Linked DNA regions of Homo sapiens: region 2 is linked to region 1. A link is an interaction called in ENCODE POLR2A ChIA-PET data of the cell type or tissue named here. Cell type or tissue: IMR-90. All regions are shown on one strand. Each heading gives the region's core, and the rest is flanking DNA. Links, peaks and the distances in the headings are about the cores only.

What was found. Peaks named below come from ENCODE experiments on the same cell type or tissue, not always from the same donor. Only the 100,000 strongest peaks of a DNase experiment are listed, where the experiment ranks them.
Region 2: POLR2A ChIA-PET joins it to region 1 with 9 read pairs; 1 of 35 experiments calls an interaction of 5 or more read pairs at or near these places.

The regions. Positions count from the first base shown.
Region 1 is chr2:160,515,894-160,525,976 of GRCh38, forward strand. No RefSeq gene overlaps it. Among named protein-coding and RNA genes, the nearest start is that of RBMS1, 27 kb to the left of the region's middle. In IMR-90, for the core only: no CTCF peak of the experiment used is centred there; a DNase peak (open chromatin) is centred at 7,258.
Region 2 is chr2:160,947,994-160,958,076 of GRCh38, forward strand. No RefSeq gene overlaps it. Among named protein-coding and RNA genes, the nearest start is that of TANK-AS1, 210 kb to the right of the region's middle. In IMR-90, for the core only: no CTCF peak of the experiment used is centred there; no DNase peak of the experiment used is centred there; H3K27ac peaks cover 205 bases.

The DNA.
Region 1 (10,083 bases), core at 2,870-7,869:
AGCATGTTCTATTTCTGTAAGTAGAAAAAAGAAAGGATCAGGTAGGCACGGTGGCTCATGCCTGTAATCCCAGCACTTTGGGAGGCCGAGACAGGTGGATCACCTGAGGCTGGGAGTTCCAGGCCAGCCTGACCAACATGGAGAAAACCCATCTCTACTAAAACTACAAAATTAGCTGGGTGTGGTGGCAGCACATGGCTGTAATCCCACCTACTCAGGAGGCTGAGGCAGGAGAATCGCTTGAACCTGGGAGGCAGAGGTTGTGGTTAGCCAAGATCGTGCCATCGCACCCCAGCCTGGGCAACAAGAGTGAAAATCTGTCTTAAAAAAACAACAAAAAAAAAAAAAAGAAAGAAAGGATCATTTTTTTAAGTGGCAAATTTTAAATGGCAGCTCAAATGAACCAGAAAGTAAGATGGAAAGGAAAGCTGAAAAGGTAGTGGCTCACATACTTCAAGTTTGTTGATAACCCAATGTGGATGAAGTTGAACTGATGCATGGCGAGATATCCGATGGGAGGCTCTCTGATTATGGGGAATTTTAGAGTGGAGAGTTTCGAGGGAGAGAACTTTGGAGGTTGAGGCACATTAACTCATAAGTATTAGAGTTAGAGATGGAAGAAATAGCAAACTGGTTGATTAAAGGACTATCGGGTCAGTGTCAGGGAGTGTAATGCTGGGGGGTGGAAAGTGAAGATGCTCACACACACTGCGGAAGACAGTAGTCCCCATGGGACTAAGAGGCAGGTTTTAGAGATCAGTAGATTGTTGCAGAGATTTCTCAAGTATATTGTCTTGCCAACTAATCCTGAAAACAGGTGGTAGGTCTGGGTCCAGCTGAAGATTTGCTTGACCTTGTCTTACACCTAATGCTAAGCGAGTTTTTGTATTACCTTCTGTGATTGATGTCATCTCAGTATTCACAGCACACCCACACTGTGCTCCAGAAAACATGAAACTAACAAAGCCCAGCTCTCAGCATCTTCCTCCTCACTCTCAGACATAACAAGCCTGCTGGGACAATTCCAATGAGCTGCCTTTGCCTGGGACAGAAACGTAGGGCTGGAGAGGGTGGAAAACAAAATGATCTTCCTACCTGCTTCCTGTGGGGCCATTTTAAGCGGGTGGGAGAGTGGGAGGGAGAGCTTATCTATATTTCAGTGCTGGTTAAAAAACATACCTTGGCTTTTGATTCAAGGTACTAATTTATGTAGTTTACATATTTGCACTCTGAGCCCCACGGTTCTTAACCACAAGTACACAGGCGTGTAAAAGGCCATTTAAGATGAGTCACTGAAATCTCGAGGGGCGTTTGTTCTCCCTCCTGCCTCTTCCACTTCTAGCGTGTTAGGTGAAGTTGTATTTGGAGGAGGCCCACAGGAAGAGCTAAGCAACAGCTTCAGAATTCAGCTGGAGCTTATGGTACATCATGTACCTCAATGGAAAAAAAAATTAAACTTGCCAGTGTCTACGTTAAAAGTTTTTGACATTTATTTAAACAAGGTCAGTTTCTTCTTTCTCTATGAAAATAGGCAAAATATTGCCACCTAAATGTCTTCATTTCAAGTAATTTGCAACACATACACAAATCACTGAGGGGCTAAGGTGACATTATTGATAATTCAAGTTTCAAAAAGGGATTCTGAGAAATTGCTTTACTGCTATGTGTTCCAGACTGACTGCCTCCATTAAGTACGTTCATTAGATAATCGCCTGACTTTTCCACTTTCCTTTTCTGGTGAAGCCACATGTAACATGTCCAAAATGTCTAGGGGAAATCATGGAAATCATGGAACTTGTGCACATGCATACAGCATTGCTTTTCAAAAAGGACAGAATATGTTCAAGAACTATTTATATTCTGGGCAAGCTTTGAATTTGTATATATTATGTGCACAGAAGATAATTTGTTATCATGTTGTACACCAAATTAAATGACCCTTTGATACTGAGGTCATGCCCATTCATATTAGTAGGAGTTAAAGACACCAAGAGGACCAAAAACTGATGCCAAGAATGCATGGAATGGTTTCCATGGAGCATAATGGCACAATTGTCTTATGGAACAAAATTGAAAAGAACTGGAGAACAGGAAAAGGGCGTGGTGTCTGCAAAAATGAAAAACTTTATTCATGGATTCAAATTTATGCTTAAAATGAATTGAATGTGATACACCATTCTTAGTTTTCAGACAAACGTTAGAAACTAGCTAAATAGTGATGGAACTTTTAGAGTAGTCTGGCAAATTTTTCTGGAAATTACTTTCCCTCAACCTCAAGTATTATCACCAGTTCTTTTTCACTCTTCCTGAGAGGATGAAAGAACATCTTCTAATTTTGGTAGAGACAGTGTCTTACTCTGTCACCAAGGCTAGAGTACAGTGGCATGCAATCATAGCTCACTGTAACCTTGAACTCATAGGCTCAAACAATTCTACTTCAGCCTCCTGCATAGCTAGGACTGTAGGAGCACACCACTATGTCTCTCTAATTTTTTATTTTTAGAGACGGGGTCTCGCTACATTGCCCAGGCTAGTCTTGAACTCCTGGCCTCAAGTAATCCTCCTGCCTTGCCCTCCCAAAACGCTGGGATTACAGGTATGAGTCACCACACGCAACGTACTTTTATTTTTTAACTAATGCTTTTGAACAGGTTCCTTTCAAACTCCTTCTCAGGACTTCATGCCACCGATCTTCACATTGCCTTATAAACCTGCCATTTCTCCCTACACATCTTGACGGGCTTGTTAGTAGAGTCCATTACCATGAAGAAACCAATCTGACCAAAAGATTGTTAAATTTTTGCCCAAGAGATATCCAAACAATTTGTTTTATCTTCCTATTTAACTGTTGGTTACATTTTGTTGTATTCTATAACCATAATTAAACCTTCCTATGATTGTCTACAGCTTTGTGAATGCTGAAAACCAATACATTGCTTTAACATTCTTGTATGTAAATATTGGTCACTCAGAGGCTTCCTGATAGTACAATTTGGTGCCATTCTTAGGACCATTACTTGTGTTAAATTCAAATTAAGGTACCTTTCTTATGCCACCAATTGCTTAAAATCATTCCACAGTTTAGTTTGTTTCATAATTTCTAGTCTAGATTGTTTGTTATGGTGCTTTCCCCACTATGTATCTAACTAGTTCCTTTCATACTCTTCTTATAACTTGGAATCTATTTTATTGTTCCCTAAAGCTCCTGACTTTGTTTGAATTTGACAACTTTGGTCATTCGTGGACTAATACTTTCATAGTTACCCCTCTCCCAACTTTTCCCACAGATCTCCTCCTCGGAATCCTTGTACCTTACTAGTGTTATAATTTGGACTGATTACTTTCTAGGTTTTATGTCATTCTATGGCTCCCTTTTACTGTGCTCCTGGATTGGATGGATGTACTGTTTCTTGGATCCTACATTTTTTTCTTTGATTACTTTGCTCCTTTGTTTTGCTGTAGTACATTTTTAAGAAACTACTTCTGAAGAGATACATGGGATGAAATGTTCTGAGATTTTACAAGTTTAAAAATGTCATTTCTTCTGCTCTCACCTCTGAAAGCTTGACTGAGTGTAGAATTCTAGGTTGCAAAAAAAAAAAAAAAATCCGTTAGAACTCCCTAACATGATAAAAGGAATTTATGAAAAACCCACGGCAAACATTATGCTCAATGGAAAGACGAACACTTTCTCCTAAGACAAAGGAACAAGACAAGGAGGTCTGCTTTTGTCATTTTTATTCAACTTTGTACTAGAAGTTTTAGAGCAATTATTCAAGAAGATGAAGTAAAACTAGTCACAGATGATATGATCTCATATTTAGAAAAATTTTTAAAAATTTCCCAAAATTATTAGAGCTAATAAATGAATATAGCAAAGTTGCAGGATACAAGATCACAAATTCAGTGGTAATTCTACAATGAAGAGACCAAAAAAGAAATCAGGAAAACAGTACCATTTATAATACTATCCAAAATAATAAAATACCTTATAAATTTAACCAAGGTGGTGAAAGATTTTTGCACTGAAATCTATAAAACATTGCTGAAAGAAATTGAGGAAGACCTAAATAAATGAAAAGATATAACATGTTCATGAATTAGAAGATTTAATATTGGTAAGATGTCGATACTAAAGCAATCTAAACATTCAATACGGAGTCTATCAAAATTCCAACAGCCTCTTTATTTTTTTTTTGGCAGAAATGGAAAAACCAAACTTCAAATTCATATGGAATTGCAGGGCCCCTAAAAAGCCAAAACAATATTGAAAAAAGAACAACAAAATTGGAGAGCTCACATTTCCTGATTTCAAAAGCTACTGCAAAGCTATAGTAATTAAAACACCGTGATACTGGCACAAGGATAAACATATAGATGAATAAAAGCATGAGTCCAGAAATCACAGATCTGTGGCAAACTGATTTCAACAAGGGTGCCAAGACCATTCAATGAGGAAGAGTAGCCTCTTAACTAAATGATGCTGGGACAATTGGATATCCCCATGTAAAGGAATTAATTTGGATCTTTACTCCATATACAAAAATTAAAGACCAGCCTGGGCAACATGGTGAAACCTTATGTCTACAAAAAATATAAAAATTAGCTGGGCATGGTGGCACATGCCTGTAGTCCCAGCTACTCAGGAGGCTGAAATGGGAGGATTGCTTGAGCATGGGAGATTAAAGCTGCAGTGAGCCATGTTCACACCACTGCGTTCCAGCCTGGCTGAGAGAATGAGACCCTGTCTCAAAAAGACAAATAAAACATAAAACCTCAGAATGGATCAAAGACCTAAGAGTTAAAACTATAAAACTTTCAGAAGGAAGTATAGGAGTAAATCTTGATGATATTTAGATTTGGCAATGGTTTCTTAGATATGACCCCAAAAACACAAGTAGCAAAAGAAAATAGAGAAATGAAATTTCACTGAAATTAAAAACTACTATGCATCAAAAAACACTATCAAGGGAGTGAAAAGAGATAGCATGATAGGGTGACTACAGTCAATAATAACTTAGTTGTATATTTTAAAATGATTTAATTACATAATTAGATTTTTGTTTGTTTGTTTTTTGTTTTTTTTTTTTTAAGACAGAGTCTTGCTCTGTCACCCAGGCTAGAGTGATCTCTGCTCACAGCGACCTCTGCCTCCTGGGTTCAAGCAATTCTCCTGCCTCAGCCTCCCGAGTAACTGGGATTATAGGTGCCTGCCACTGTGCCCAGCTAATTTTTGTATTTTTAGTAGAGACAGGCTTTTGCCATCTTGGTCAGGCTGCTCTCCATCTCCTGACCTCGTGATCCACCCGCCTCGGCCTCCCCAGAGTGTTGGGATTACAGGCCTGAGCCACCGCGCCTGGCCTGGATTGTTTGTAACTCAAAGAATAAATGCTTGAGGGCATAGATACTTCATTCTCCATAATGTGCTTATTTCACATTGCATGCCTGTATCAAAACATCTCATGTTCCCCATAAATATATATTCCTACTCTACACTTGCAAAAAATTTTTAAAAATAATAAAAATAATTTTTTAAAAAAGTGAAACAAACCATGGAAGGGGAAAACATATTTGCAAATCATATATATGATAAGTCTGATATCTAGAATATATGAAGAGTTATTACAAATCAACAACAGCAAAATAAATACCCAGTTTAAAAATAGGCAAAAACCTTGAATAGACATTTATTTAAAGAAGATATACTAGTGGCTAACAAATACATAAAAAGATGGTCAACATCATCAGCCAGTAGGAAAATTCAAATCAAAACCACCATAAGATACCCTTTCATATCCGCTAGGATGGTCATAGCTAAAAACCAAACCAAGCAAGTGTTGTCCAGGATGTAGAGAAATTGAAACCCTGAAACATAGACTAATAGACTACTTGTTTCCCAGTGTCTATTAGTTTGCTATGATGAAGTTTATGTTAAGTGTATTTTACCACAATTTTTAAAAAATGAGGGGAGGGATGGCAGGCTAAAGTACCTGTCACAGTTTTGTCAACTGGGCTAGGCTATAGAATGTAGCTACTTAATCAAAAACTACTCTAGATATTGCTGTGAAGATATTTTGTAGATGTTGTTTACATCTACAACTGATTTTAAGTAATGTCAATTTAAAGCTTTGCTTTAAGTAAAGATTATCCTAAAGTGGATGGGAAGGCCTTAAGAGCACAAAAAAAAAAAAAAAAAAAAAATTCTGCCTCAAGACAGCAGCATCTACCCCTGCCTGATTTTCCATGCCTGTCCTACAAATTTTAGACTTGCCATTTCCCACAATTTTGTGTGCCACTTCCTTAATATATATATATATGTGTGTGTGTGTGTGTGTGTATCTCCTTTTTTTTTTTCTGGAGAACCCTAATTGATACAGTGCCTTAAAAAAGTTTCTCTTAAAATATTGAAGCCATTCTTCCTAATCTTTTAGTTGTTGATGAGAATTTTAATACCATACTTTTGCAGATGATTTATTGATTTCTCTTGGAGGCCCTTGGAATCTTCCTATTTTTGGTTCCAAAGTTAGACAATGGTATCCTGAGTGTCTTTCATTGGAAGAAAAAGAGTTTTCAAATATGAAGATGTGTTTCTCCCTTCAGGTCTGGAATGTGACTTACGAAATTCCTTTGTTTTCTCTTCGCTGTTTTCTTTATTCTCTGTCTGGCATGTCTATTAGGCAGATATTTGACCTTTTGGTTAATTTTCTTTGTCCCCTTACTCTGTTTTTTTGTTGTTGTTGTTGTTGTTGTTTTATTTTTTAAAACAGGTTCTATGAATTATTGTCCTACCTTGGGTTGATAATATTTTTCTGAAATTATATTTGAAATGTTCAAAAGTTCCCTATTCAGTATTTTTTATTTTATTTTATAAGTGTTCTATTTTCTGGAATTTCTAGTTAAATTTTATTTGCTCTAAGCTATCTCTTCTGTTAGTTTTCTGCTTATTTATCATGAGAGGCAAAATTGCATAGTAGTTTATCACTGCAAACTGGAAGCAAATCAAACCCCACCTCTAATAAGAGCTAACTGTCCAAACTTGGGCAAGTAACTTAAGCCATCTCTGCCTCAGTTTCCTGGGGCATAATAACTAAGCTTACATTCATTTTGTGAAGATCTAGAGAGTTTGTTTATAAGCATACTCAGATAACTCCCAGCACATGGTAAGCACTCAATACATGTGAGCTATTCTTACTGGTCTTCTATTTCACATTGCAAGCTTTATTCATATGACTAATGAATCTTGGTTGTCTATTCACATTTTTAAAAAATCAGATTGCAAAGTTGACTTCATGCTGTTTTTGTGGGTGAGACTTACTGACTGGAAAACTTACTGTTATTATGAGTCAGAAGTGGACACTGAAATAAGCTTAAAAAAGAGAACTTCACTATGGAGCACCAACACTTATACTCTAGTTCTTCCTGGATAATCAGCTCCATTTCTTTAGAAGAGAACCCTCAAATAAGTTTGCTTTGCATTAAGAGCTTGACTGCAAGCTCTTCTATGTGGTAGGAAACTGGGATGCATTGATTGCTAAGTATATTCACCTAGAAATGATTCCCCAATTTTCAGCCACACTCTTTCCCAACTTTTGGTCCTACTTGGCTGTGGTTGAGTCATTAGCCTTTTCTGGGTTCAACTATGTGGTCGTGGTTGTCTCGTTCATTGGCTGTAGCTTCTTCCATGTACGTTCTGAGCTGGGGCTTTTTTTCTCTTCATCAATAAGAAAAAACACAAAGTAAAAATCGGCTGTAATCCCATCACACCAAGATAATTATTGTTAGATTTTAGTCTTTTTTTTCTCTTTAAAATCACCAAATGCCCTTCTCTAGTATTGTTTCTATCCATTTAACAGATTCAGCAGCACTAAAGCCCAGCATACAATTTGACAAAGTCAGAATTTCTCCATAGGACGTGGGGAAAGGCTAGGGACACTTGTGTTGATAATAATTATCTCTTGACGCTTTATATTATTATAAACCAGACAGTGATAATTATCTTTGCAGCCAAATCTGTGAATATTCATTCATTTCCTTAAATTTTCCAGAAGTTGAGACAAAGGATAAAAACACTTTCCAAAGGCTTTCCATAAATATACCAAACAGCTCTCGGGGCCAGTTTTACCAGTTTAAGCACAAGCAACAAGGTTTGATAATACGCCCCATTTTCAGCACTGATGATTATTAAGTTTTTTGGTAATTTAATGGATAAATACCTTACTGTTTCAATTTGCAGTTTTTCAACTTGTAGTAAAGTTAATTTAAAAAATAAATTAATTTTTTTATCTGGCTTGTTCTTAGCAAATAGCTCATTTTTTGTTGGGGGTGTTCATTCATTCTTTGTTTTTCCTGATTGTTTTCAACCTTTCCACTAATTATTATTATTATTTTTTTGAGAATCTAATATGCTAGGCACTGTTCCACATTTTGGAAATACAGGAGTAAATAAAACATAATCCCGACCCTCATAGAGCTTATATTTTAATGAGAAGAAAGACATAATACATAAAATGTAGTAGGTCAGATGGTGGTAAGCACTGAGAAAAAGAAAAATAAAGCAGGCAAGGATATGTTGGGAGTGGGGCCTTCTGAGGACCTATCAAGAGGGCAACATTTGAGCAGATATCTGAAGGAAGTAAGGGAATGAGCCATGTCTTTAACTGGGGTCAGAGCTTGCAGGCAGAGGGACTAGCAAGTGCAGAGACTCTGGGATGGAAGTGTGCTTGCTATGTTTAAGGAACTTCAAAGAGGCCAGAGTGGCTGGAACTGAGCAAGTAAGGAGAGTATTAGAAGGAGAGGTCTGAGAGGTGGGAGTACATATGTGGGGGGCAAATCATGTAAATACTCAGAGATAGACCCTTGTAAAATCTTTAGCTTTTACTCTGAGGAAATGGCAAATTATTGGAAGGATATGAGTGGAAGAATGACATGCTGTAACTTATTTATTTTTTTTAATCAACCAAATTCAATATCTCGATCTTGTTTTACTTGTTTTTAGTCCTGTTCAAACAAATCAACTGTACAAGGATATTTTTGAGACAACTGGGAAAATTATACACAGTCTAAGGATTAGAAGGAATTGTTAAATCTTAAATTTAAATTCTAAATTTAAATTAAAAAATTGTAAATTTATTTATATATATATTTTTATTATACTTTAAGTTCTAGGGTACATGTGCACAATATGCTGGTTTGTTACATATGTATACAAGTGCCATGTTTGTATGCTGCACCCATTAACTCGTCATTTAACATTAGGTATATCTCCTAATGCTATCCCTCCCCTCTCCCCCTACCCGACAACAGGCCCCAGTGTGTGATGTTCCCCTTCCTCTGTCCAAGTGTTCTCATTGTTCAATTCCCATCTATGAGTGAGAACATGCGGTGTTTGGTTTTTTGTCCTTGAGATAGTTTGCTGAGAATGATGGTTTCCAGCTTCATCCATGTCCCTACAAAGGACATGAACTCATCCTTTTTTATGGCTGCATAGTAATTCCATGGTGTATATGTGCCACATTTTCTTAATCCAGTCTATCATTGATGAACATTTGGGTTGGTTCCAAGTCTTTGCTATTCTGAATAGTGCCGCAATAAGCATACGTGTGCATGTGTCTTTATAGCAGCATGATTTATAATCCTTTGGGTATATACCCAGTCATGGGATGGCTGGGTCAAATGGTTTTTTTCTAGTTCTAGATCCTTAAGGAATTGCCACACTGTCTTCCATAATGGATGAACTAGTTTACGGTCCCGCCAACAGTGTAGAAGTGTTCCTATTTCTCCACATCCTCTCCAGCCCCTGTTGTTTCCTGACTTTTTAATGATCACCATTCTAACTGGTGTGAGATGGTATCTCATTGTGGTTTTGATTTGCATTTCTCTGATGGCCAGTGATGAGCATTTTTTCATGTGTCTGTTGGCTGCATAAATGTCTTCTTTTGAGAAGTGTCTGTTCATATCCTTCATCCACTTTTTGATGGGGTTGTTTTTTCTTGTAAGTTTGTTTGAGTTCTTTATAGATTCTGATTAGCCCTTTGTCAGGTGGGTAAATTGCAAAAATTTTCTCCCATTCTGTAGGTTGCCTGT
Region 2 (10,083 bases), core at 2,506-7,505, 430 kb after region 1:
TTAGCTCAACCTATTTATGATAACTGAAAATGGAGTGCCACCACAATACAGCCCCGCTCAAAGGTGGCCCTGAAAGATAGTGTAAAATTGTAATGATCCTAGCATGTATAACTCTAAGCAACTTTGGTCACACACCAGAGAGAAAATGCCTAAAGCACAGATGCGCACAAACTTTTGGGCTGACAAATGGCTTTGCTGATTAGTCAGGATGCTGAAAGTAGCAAGAATAAGAGTTTAAAGACAAGGATGTTTGAGAAAGAGGTTTGTGGATGAATCTCTGGCAGAGGGCCCAAAGCATGTATGGGTATTTTGTCTTGTAATAATGTCCACTGGAAAGTATTCTAGAGCACTCAAAGAGGCACTGGACAACCATGTAGATAGGATCACTTGTCCAGGGGATGGCAGTGAGCTTCTGACCTCAGCCACCCAGTGCTTGCACAGAAGTCCCATGCATGAAGCAGACTTGGTGGCAAGGATGAAGGCCATGCATAAGCCCAACAGCATGGACTCTCTCATTAAGACTTCTCTAGCTACTGCCACTGCTGAATTTCTAAACTGTCAGCAGCAGAGACTCAATATAGTGCTTCAAGACGGAAACATTCCCCAGAAAGCTGGTCAATTACTTGGTAGCAAGTTGATTACACTGGACACCTTCCATCCTAGAAAGACAGCAATATATTCTCACCAAAATTCATGCCTATTTTGATTATGAGTTTGCCTTTGCTACCCAAAGTGCCTCCACCAGCATCATCTGAGGGCTTAAATAGTAAGTGATTTACCAAATGGAATTCCCAAAACATTGCTTTAGACCAGGGGATGTGTTTTACAGTGCAGAAGTGCCACAATGAGTACATGAGTAGAGAATCCACAGGTCCCATCATATACCACATCACTCTGAAGAAGCCAGCCTAGTAAAATGATGGAATTCCTTGTTCAAAGGCCAGCTAAGGAGGCCACGTGGGGAACCACACCCAACAAGGCTGCTGCCCTCCAGGATTCTGTAGGTGCACAGAACTGATAGCCAATATATGGTGAAGTAACTGGAATACATAAGCCTGAAATCCATAGATAGGATTGGCCCTTCTCATCACCACTCCCAGCGGCACAGTTGCAGGAAGTATGTTTCCCATCCCTACATCCTTAGGCTCTTCTGGATTAAAAGTTCTGAATCCTGGTGTGGGGGTGAGTATGGACAGTGCAGGGAGGCTTCCACCAGGTAACACAGAAAAGTAGAAAGAGTTCCACCAAACTGAAAGCTATGACTACTATTTTGTCATTTGGGGCTTCTCAAACTGATGGAGCAGATGGGCTATACTGATGAATAATGATACCATGTAACAAATCTGCACATGTACCTTCTGTATCTAAAATAAAAGTTGAAACTTAAAAATAAATAAAATTTATCCAGAAAAGATATGTAAGACAATAAAATTAAAAAATAATAATAGAAAAAATAAGTCTGTGAATATTTCATCTAGCTTTTCAATTAGGAAAAGAGGAAGTCAAATTGTCCTGTTTGCAGATGACATGATTGTATATCTAGAAAACCCCACTGTCTCAGCCCAAAATCTCCTTAAGCTGATAAGCAACTTCAGCAAAGTCTCAGGATACAAAATCAATGTACAAAAATCACAAGCATTCTTATACACTAATAACAGACAAACAGAGAGCCAAATCACGAGTGAACTCCCATTCACAATTGCTTCAAAGAGAATAAAATACCTAGGAATCCAACTTACAAGGGACTTGAAGGACCTCTTCAAGGAGAACTACAAACCACTGCTCAATGAAATAAAAGAGGATACAAACAAATGGAAGAACATTCCATGCTCATGGGTAGGAAGAATCAATATCGTGAAAATGGCCATACTGCCCAAGGTAATTTACAGATTCAATGCCATCCCCATAGGCTACCGATGACTTTCTTCACAGAATTGGAAAAAACTACTTTAAAGTTCATATGGAACCAAAAAAGAGCCTGCATCTCCAAGTCAATCCTAAGCCAAAAGAACAAAGCTGGAGGCATCACACTACCTGACTTCAAACCATACTACAAGGCTACAGTAACCAAAACAGCATGGTACTTGTACCAAAACAGAGATATAGATCAATGGAACAGAACAGAGCCCTCAGAAATAATGCCGCATATCTGCAACTATCTGATCTTTGACAAACCTGACAAAAACAAGCAATGGGGAAAGGATTCCCTATTTAATAAATGCTGCTGGGAAAACTGGCTAGCCATATGTAGAAAGCTGAAAGTGGATCCCTTCCTTACACCTTATACAAAAATTAATTCAAGATGGATTAAAGACTTAAATGTTAGACCTAAAACCATAAAAACCCTAGAAAAAAACCTAGGCATTACCATTCAGGACATAGGCATGGAGAGGACTTCATGTCTAAAACACCAAAAGCAATGACAACAAAAGCCAAAATTGACAAATGGGATCTAATTAAACTAAAGAGCTTCTGCACAGCAAAAGAAACTACCGTCAGAGTGAACAGGCAACCTACAAAATGGGAGAAAATTTTTGCAACCTACTCATCTGACAAAGGGCTAATATCCAGAATCTACAATGAACTCAAACAAATTTACAAGAAAAAAACAAGCAACCCCATCAAAAAGTGGGCAAAGGACATGAACAGACACTTCTCAAAAGAAGACATTTATGCAGCCAAAAAACACATGAAAAAATGCTCACCATCACTGGCCATCAGAGAAATGCAAATCAAAACCACAATGAGATACCATCTCACACCAGTTAGAATGGCATTCATTAAAAAGTCAGGAAACAACAACTGCTGGAGAGGATGTGAAGAAATAGGAACACTTTTACACTGTTGGTGGGACTGTAAACTAGTTCAACCATTGTGGAAATCAGTGTGGCGATGCCTCAGGGATCTAGAACTAGAAATACCATTTGACCCAGCCATCCCATTACTGGGTATATACCCAAAGGACCATAAATCATGCTGCTATAAAGACACATGCACACGTATGTTTATTGTGGCACTATTCACAATAGCAAAGACTTGGAACCAACCCAAATGTCCAACAATGATAGACTGGATTAAGAAAATGTGGCACATATACACCATGGAATACTATGCAGCCATAAAAATGATGAGTTCATGTCCTTTGTAGGGACATGGATGAAATTGGAAATCATCATTCTCAGCAAACTATCGCAAGGACAAAACACCAAACACTGCATATTCTCACTCATAGGTGGGAATTGAACAATGAGAACACATGGACACAGGAAGGGGAACATCACACTCTGGGGACTGTTGTGGGGTTGGGGGGTGGCGGGGAGGGATAGCATTAGGAGATATACCTAATGCTAAATGACGAGTTAATGGGTGCAGCACACCAGCATGGCACATGTATACATATGTAACTAGCCTGCACATTGTGCACATGTACCCTAAAACTTAAAGTGTAATAATAATAAAATTTTAAAAGAAGAAAAAAAAAGAAAAGAAAAAAATTAAAAAAGACATATCTGCCCACTTTTTCACGTTTTTAATATGCTTTTTTTGTAGAGAAACCTTCTGTTTTTCACAAGGAAAAAGAGTTTTCAACTTCTTACTTTCTATTTGCTTTTAGTTTTTTGTTGTTTTTCTTGTTGTTGTTTTGAGACACGGTCTCACTCTGCCACCCAGGCTGCAGTACAGGGATGTGATCATAGCTCATTATAACCTTGAATTCCTGGGCTCAAGAAATCCTCCTGCCTCAGCTTCCCAAGTCGCCAGGACTATGGGCATGCACCACCATGCCTGGCTAATTATTTTTTATTTTTTACCTTTTGTAGACAGGGTGGTCTCCCTATCTTGCCCAAGCTGATCTCAAACTCCTGGCCTCAAGTGATCCTCCCTCCTCGGCCTTCCAAAGTGCTGGGTTTACAGGTGAGCCACCTCGCCTGGCTTACTTCCTTCTTTAAGTAGGAAGGCATTGGAACAAATCCTTGCTACCACCACTAGATGGGTGAAATTGACCCAAGGCCTCGATGTCCTTGAGTCTCAGTTTTGGTGACTAAAATCCTTACCCTTCCCACAGGAACATCATGGGGATGGGCGTGGGAAGAGAATATACTGTGAAAGATGTAACTACTACTGTTATTATGGTTTTGCTTAAAGTAGACTATAAAAGAACATCTACCTAAAAGAAGTGTCTGGTACATCATCAATCTACAGTTAGTCTGTTCACATAAGCTAATGCTATCAATTCTGCTGAAAAACCCAGACAGGACTGGTTTTTCCGTGGCCAACCTTTCTCTAGTCTCCATGATCTGCCATGTCCTATTTCACTCTCTTTATCATTAAAAACTGTGCTCATTGATACAATATTTGACTCTTTCCTGCCTTTTAAAAATTCAGCACATGAATGAATCACCGAGTTAGAGAAACAGATTAAAGGAAAAGCTAAAATATACAAATGTACCCGTTGCAAGGTCCTGGCAGTAAATTTTCAAAATAGCTCTGTGCAACGGACAGAATTAACTTTCCCTTTATTCTTCTGGCAGTATGTCTCTGTAGAGTCTGGCAGAGACATTTAACAGAACAAAATGAAACTTTATTTTCTCCTTGTATTGGTCTGATGCTGTCAGCCCGAGAGTCTTTTGGAATGCCCCGGTGCACTCCAAATGGGCTCTGTGAGCTCACAGGAGGCAGGAACAATGGCCTGCAGACTGCTGAAGTGGGCAGTGCTGCAACCTGGAACCACACCAGCCCTGCTGGGAAGGAAGCCTGTCCGTTTATCAAACTGACAGCAAGGCAGCAAAGGGAGCAGCTGAAGCATCCTCTGCCAAGGACGAGCATAATGCAGAAAAATACGTCATTGCTGCTGGTGAATGAATATATTCTGGTTCAATTGGTGGACCATATCACCAGTCAACTAAAGTAATGGACAGTAGAGAATGACCAAGAGTTATGTCCTCCAAGTAAAGCTGAAAATAGGTTTACCTGAAGTGAGTTATTGAGTTGGAGTCAGACTTGCTGGCCTCATATAAGGAATAGAACGCTAGTATCTTACTTGTATCTCAGAAACTATTAAAAGCTTTGCCCTAAGCGCACCCAAGGCCTTTTCCAGATCATGAGTCAAATTTCCCCAGCTTTTGATTATGGTTTAAACTATACTGGCAAGAGGCTGTTACTGTTTAGATAAATTTCAAATAAGCAAAGCCTTAATATCGGAGATGCTACGACTGCCTCTCCAAAGGGTGGCTTAGTATGTGTTTTAAACAGAATACAAAACATTTGCATTATTTCTAGTTCCTATTTCACCATCACTACAAAATGCCATTTGCCTGGGAAAGCCAATATTACTACTGAAACACTGAAGGCAGAGTAACATACTGTCATTCCTTCTTTGCATAACATGCTTTCCTAGTATCAAATACCTCTCATTTATAGCACTATCACTATTGTAATTTTACATTAATTTACTTATATGATTATTTGAGCAATGTTATCTCTACCACCAAACTATAAACTCCAGGAAGCCAGGCTGTGTCTCTTTTTGCTCACCTATTACCATCCCTGATGCAGAACCAAAACATCTGTAGAATGACTATTATTTAGCAGGGCCATTATCAATGAGTTTGTATTAGTTACCCACAATGTGCTAAGAATTGAGTAATATAAAAAAGAACAAAGAGCTTAGGCTCTAGTCTTGAGAAGTTTACATTCTGAGATTGTTCCAGGTTACAATGAACTCCTAAGCACCCACACACCCCACCCCACCATTCTCTGTACACTTATTTCCTGCTGCATTTGTCACTTCTAGCATACTATACAATTCGGTTTTTTGTTTTTTATTAACTTCTGCTGCCTCTCATTAGAATGTCAACTCCAGGTGGCATAAGTTTTTTTTATCTGTTTTATTCATTGATGTTGTGCAAGTTCCTAATAATTGTACTAAATGATCATTTCTTCCTCTTGGAAATACTTCTGTATTTCTGATCTGGTCACCTTTCCTTTGCTACCTTATCTCCTATTACTCTGTCCATCACTCACTCCATTCCAGCCAAGCGTGCCAGGCAGCTCCAGCCTCAGGGGCTTTGCACTTGCTCTTCCTTCTCAGTAGGAAGCTCTTCCACACGTTCCCCCATGCCTCATTCCCTTATCTCCTTCAGACCTTTCCTCAAGTCACCCTGTCAGTGGCTTCTTCCTTGAGAACCCTATTTAAATGTGAGCCCCACCCTTCCCCACAACACACAAACACTCCTGGACCTTGCCATCTTCCTGCCCTGCTTGCTCTCCAGAACTCTTCACAGTCTGATACACAATATTCGTTATCTGTTGTCTCTTTCCCTCCCTGACCCCAGACACACTGAAATTCTAAGCTCCATGAAGACAGACATTATCCCTTCTTTACTCCTTTTCCACATCTAGAAAACTGGGTTACGCTCGGAACAAAATAGTATTTGTTGAATAAATGAATGATCACAAAGGCAATTTTTATACATGAAACACCAGATTTTAGAAAATTCCACTTTAGAAAGCATACACATGATTATAATAAGATGTATGAATTTCAAATAGGAAGTTGAATATGAAATAAAAAGTATAATAAGAAGCAGGTGGCTTGGAAAGGTTAAGTAATACAAGGCATACATCTTTGCTTTTTGATGAATGCAGTGCTAGAATTTAGGTCGTTGATAAATTTTGGATGGAAAATCTTAGCAGTTGTTTGCTATCACATCCTATTCTTGAAGGCAGCAATCAAAACACACACACACACACACACACACACACACACACACACACACACATCAGCCTTCAAGTATAAGATTGCCTCTGGTGCCCAGGGAAAATGAGAGGAAATGACTTTTAAATGGCTAAGGAAAGTATTCATGATTTATTAGTTCAGTGAAACGGAAGAGCAGGCGCCCACTTGACAAAGCAGGCAGAACCACCCTTCACCAGGTAGACTGACGTGGAGGCTCATTGACCAAATGCCTACAGTTACAGCTGTGTGATTATGAATGGCCCTGAGAATCGGAAACCTCAGGGGAACGCTACCAGGTCTTCCTCTTCCCTTCCCGTAAGCTTGGGGACAGGAAATTTGCAGGGAATAATTTTTCTCCATGTGAAAACCAGTTCAGAGTATACATTCTCCCTTCCACCCTAGGACTCTCGAGTATGATTTGGAATTGTGGAAGTGATAATCATATCACAATCTTTGTGATAATCATAGCATCACATTACTTTAGAGCACCAAGAGACTTACAGAATCATGCTCTCTGATCAGAGCATTTTACGAAAGGGAAAACTGAACTAAGCCAAAAACTTAGTTTGGAGGGGACACCCTAACCAGCCTCAAGATCACTGAAGCCCTGTACAAGGTTTTTCTCCCACACTGGAATGTCACTGCTGGTGTCCTAGGTAGGTCTCCAGAGAAAGAACTCATTTCAACCTTAATTAAAGCATGCAATTATTCAATTCTATATATGTCTGCATAGAACGAGAGATAGACATAGCTATAGGTAGAAAATCAATATCATAAACTTCATTGATCTTGTTTTTAATGAAGAGAAGAATGAAGGAGAAAACAAAAAGTGATCCCATAATCTCAGAGCCCTGATAACTCCTGTTGATACTTAAATCTTTATATTTTTAATACCTTTATCTCTTCTGTTTTAATAATATAAATGTAGTCACCATTTCTTAACCAGTTACTATGCACCAGGTCTTGTTCTGGGTGATATATGTATTTAAACTTCAGAATAACCTCATGACATAGGTATGATTAGTCTCATTTTACAGAGGAAGTGCTGGAAGCTTCAGGAAGTTTGCTCAAAAGGGAGACTAGGCCAAAGCCTGGGTATGGCTGGGTCAGTCCTCAAACGCAAGCCAGTGAGGTTGGAGCTGTTTCTCTGGTCCCACACTGCATCTCCATCTTCCCTTTGGGAAATAAAACTCCAGTTTCCTTCCTCATCCAAGACAGATACTTAAACCCTATATTTATGAGGACAGCTAATAATATCCCAATTACAATCACTGTATTTAGATAAAGATGAAATAGCATCATTAATATTTAAATAATAAACTTGATTACAGTTTTAAATCATTTAAGATGATTTTATTTTTCAATAAGGCATTTGAGGATCTCCCTGAGCAAGGCCTGGGGCAGGGAACTGTGCCTCTCCTATTGTCAGTTGAAGATCTTAACCTCACAGGAAAAGCAAGCACCTCAGTGGTTTTTCTTGTCCATTGCCTGCCCAGAATGCCTTATCCAAAGCAGAACAGATTTGTAGATTTGTAGGGGAAGGTTGGTTGCACCAGGTGCAGCATCGTGGCTCCTTTTGGAAGGAACAGGCAGAGCTGCGAGGAGACTCTGCTGTGTTCTTCCACAGAGGTGGCGCAGCTGAATCACCAGGGCTTGGCCCAGAAATGTGACTGGGATTCCAAGCACAGCCTCTTTCAGGAAAGGGACACAGAGGCAAGCAGAAATGTTCGTGCTCCTTCAGATAATTCATTCCTGGCTCCATTCACCCTGCCCCTGCTCCACCCCCTGGCTCCCAAGTCAAGGCAAGATTTCTTGTCAGGGTCTTTCGCAGCCAAATCATATATATGACTTAAAGAGGTTTGTTGGCCCTGGCAGTTCCTGGAATCTTTCCAGAAATATAGCCAGAGGGCCAGAGTGGTGCTGCCAGTCATCCTCTTGGGATCCAAGCTCTGAGAGAGCCAGGAGATGGCTTTCCAGAGCTCCACCCTGCCAGCTCTGATTCACATCTGTGTTCTCCTCTCTGGGGAAACTCGCAGGGTGGAGTCCAGAGGAGGGAAGGAAATCTTTGGGTCTGCTCTTTATCCATTGTCCCATCATTCTGGCGACTGTCAGTCTTTATTTTTTTAAACGTTAAACATATAAACAGCATTGCTTCATTTTTCTTTATAGGCGATAATGCTCCATTATGAAGAAAAAAAACTTGTTTCTTGCTTCCAATGGAAACGAGATGTTTACTTTTTACTTCAAACTGAGAGATTTCAGAATATGCTAAGTGAGTTCTGCCTTTCTGACTTAAGTTATCCTGTTTTTCATTTTCCTATTTTCCCACTGACAGAGAGTGCAATTATTGCTACCCTTTTTGACTAGCTAGCTGACTCTTTCTCCTAAAAACGTGAATTATAACTAGAAAAGGCTACTTGGCGGGCCTGTCTATGGTGAGCTCTTGCCTGTGAGAGTTAACTAGAATGCTCCTAGTAATATTTCGTTGTAATTTTTCTGTTGTCGTGTTCTCAGAAGCCCCAATCCATCAGTCTATTCAATTGCCTCCACTGGACAACACAGCAAAATTCATTCCAGGAGACTTCCTTTTTAATAGTTTTCACTTTGACCCATCTTATTTCTGTGAGTTATGCTGAAATGTACACATATATACAACTCACTGTTGATTCCCAGCAGCCAGAATGTCGCAGAGGTGCCACCACCATATACATTTATGCATGTAAATGTATATATACATATAGACCTGGTAAGGTTCATGCACTCAATTATCCGGCATCGTTGATGTCAGGAACTCAGAATTGCTTTGAGGAATTCAGAATTCTATTTTTAGACTTTTTCATAAATGGAAACATAAGTGACAGTCATGCTGTAGAATACAAGATGTTGTCCTTATATTAACTAGGAGAACAACATGGATGCTAATATATATAGTTCACTGTAGTTTGGTATTATTGATATTCCTTTCCTTTTCTGTGTTCAGCTTCTTCACCAAATTAAAATGCTTTGCAAAGTGTGGCTTGTTTATCATCTTCTTTCTCAATCATTTAGAATGTGGGTGTGCATGTTCCTGTTTCCTATTTACTAAATTCAAACATAGAAATTTAAACATGCTTAGAGGCTAAGACAGAGGATAATACCTCCTGGTGTTCCTAACACATTATCTCTCTCAAAACCATTTTATTACCAAATAACACTCAGAGCTTTGTGGAACAGAAAGTATGCTTCTTTATAGAGACAATAAGTCCTAGAACTCAAGCAAGTTGTTCCATGGTCATTGATAACAAGTATAACTCAAAAGTCCCATTACTGTCATATGGTTTTTTTCCATAAACAAACTGATAGAAAAC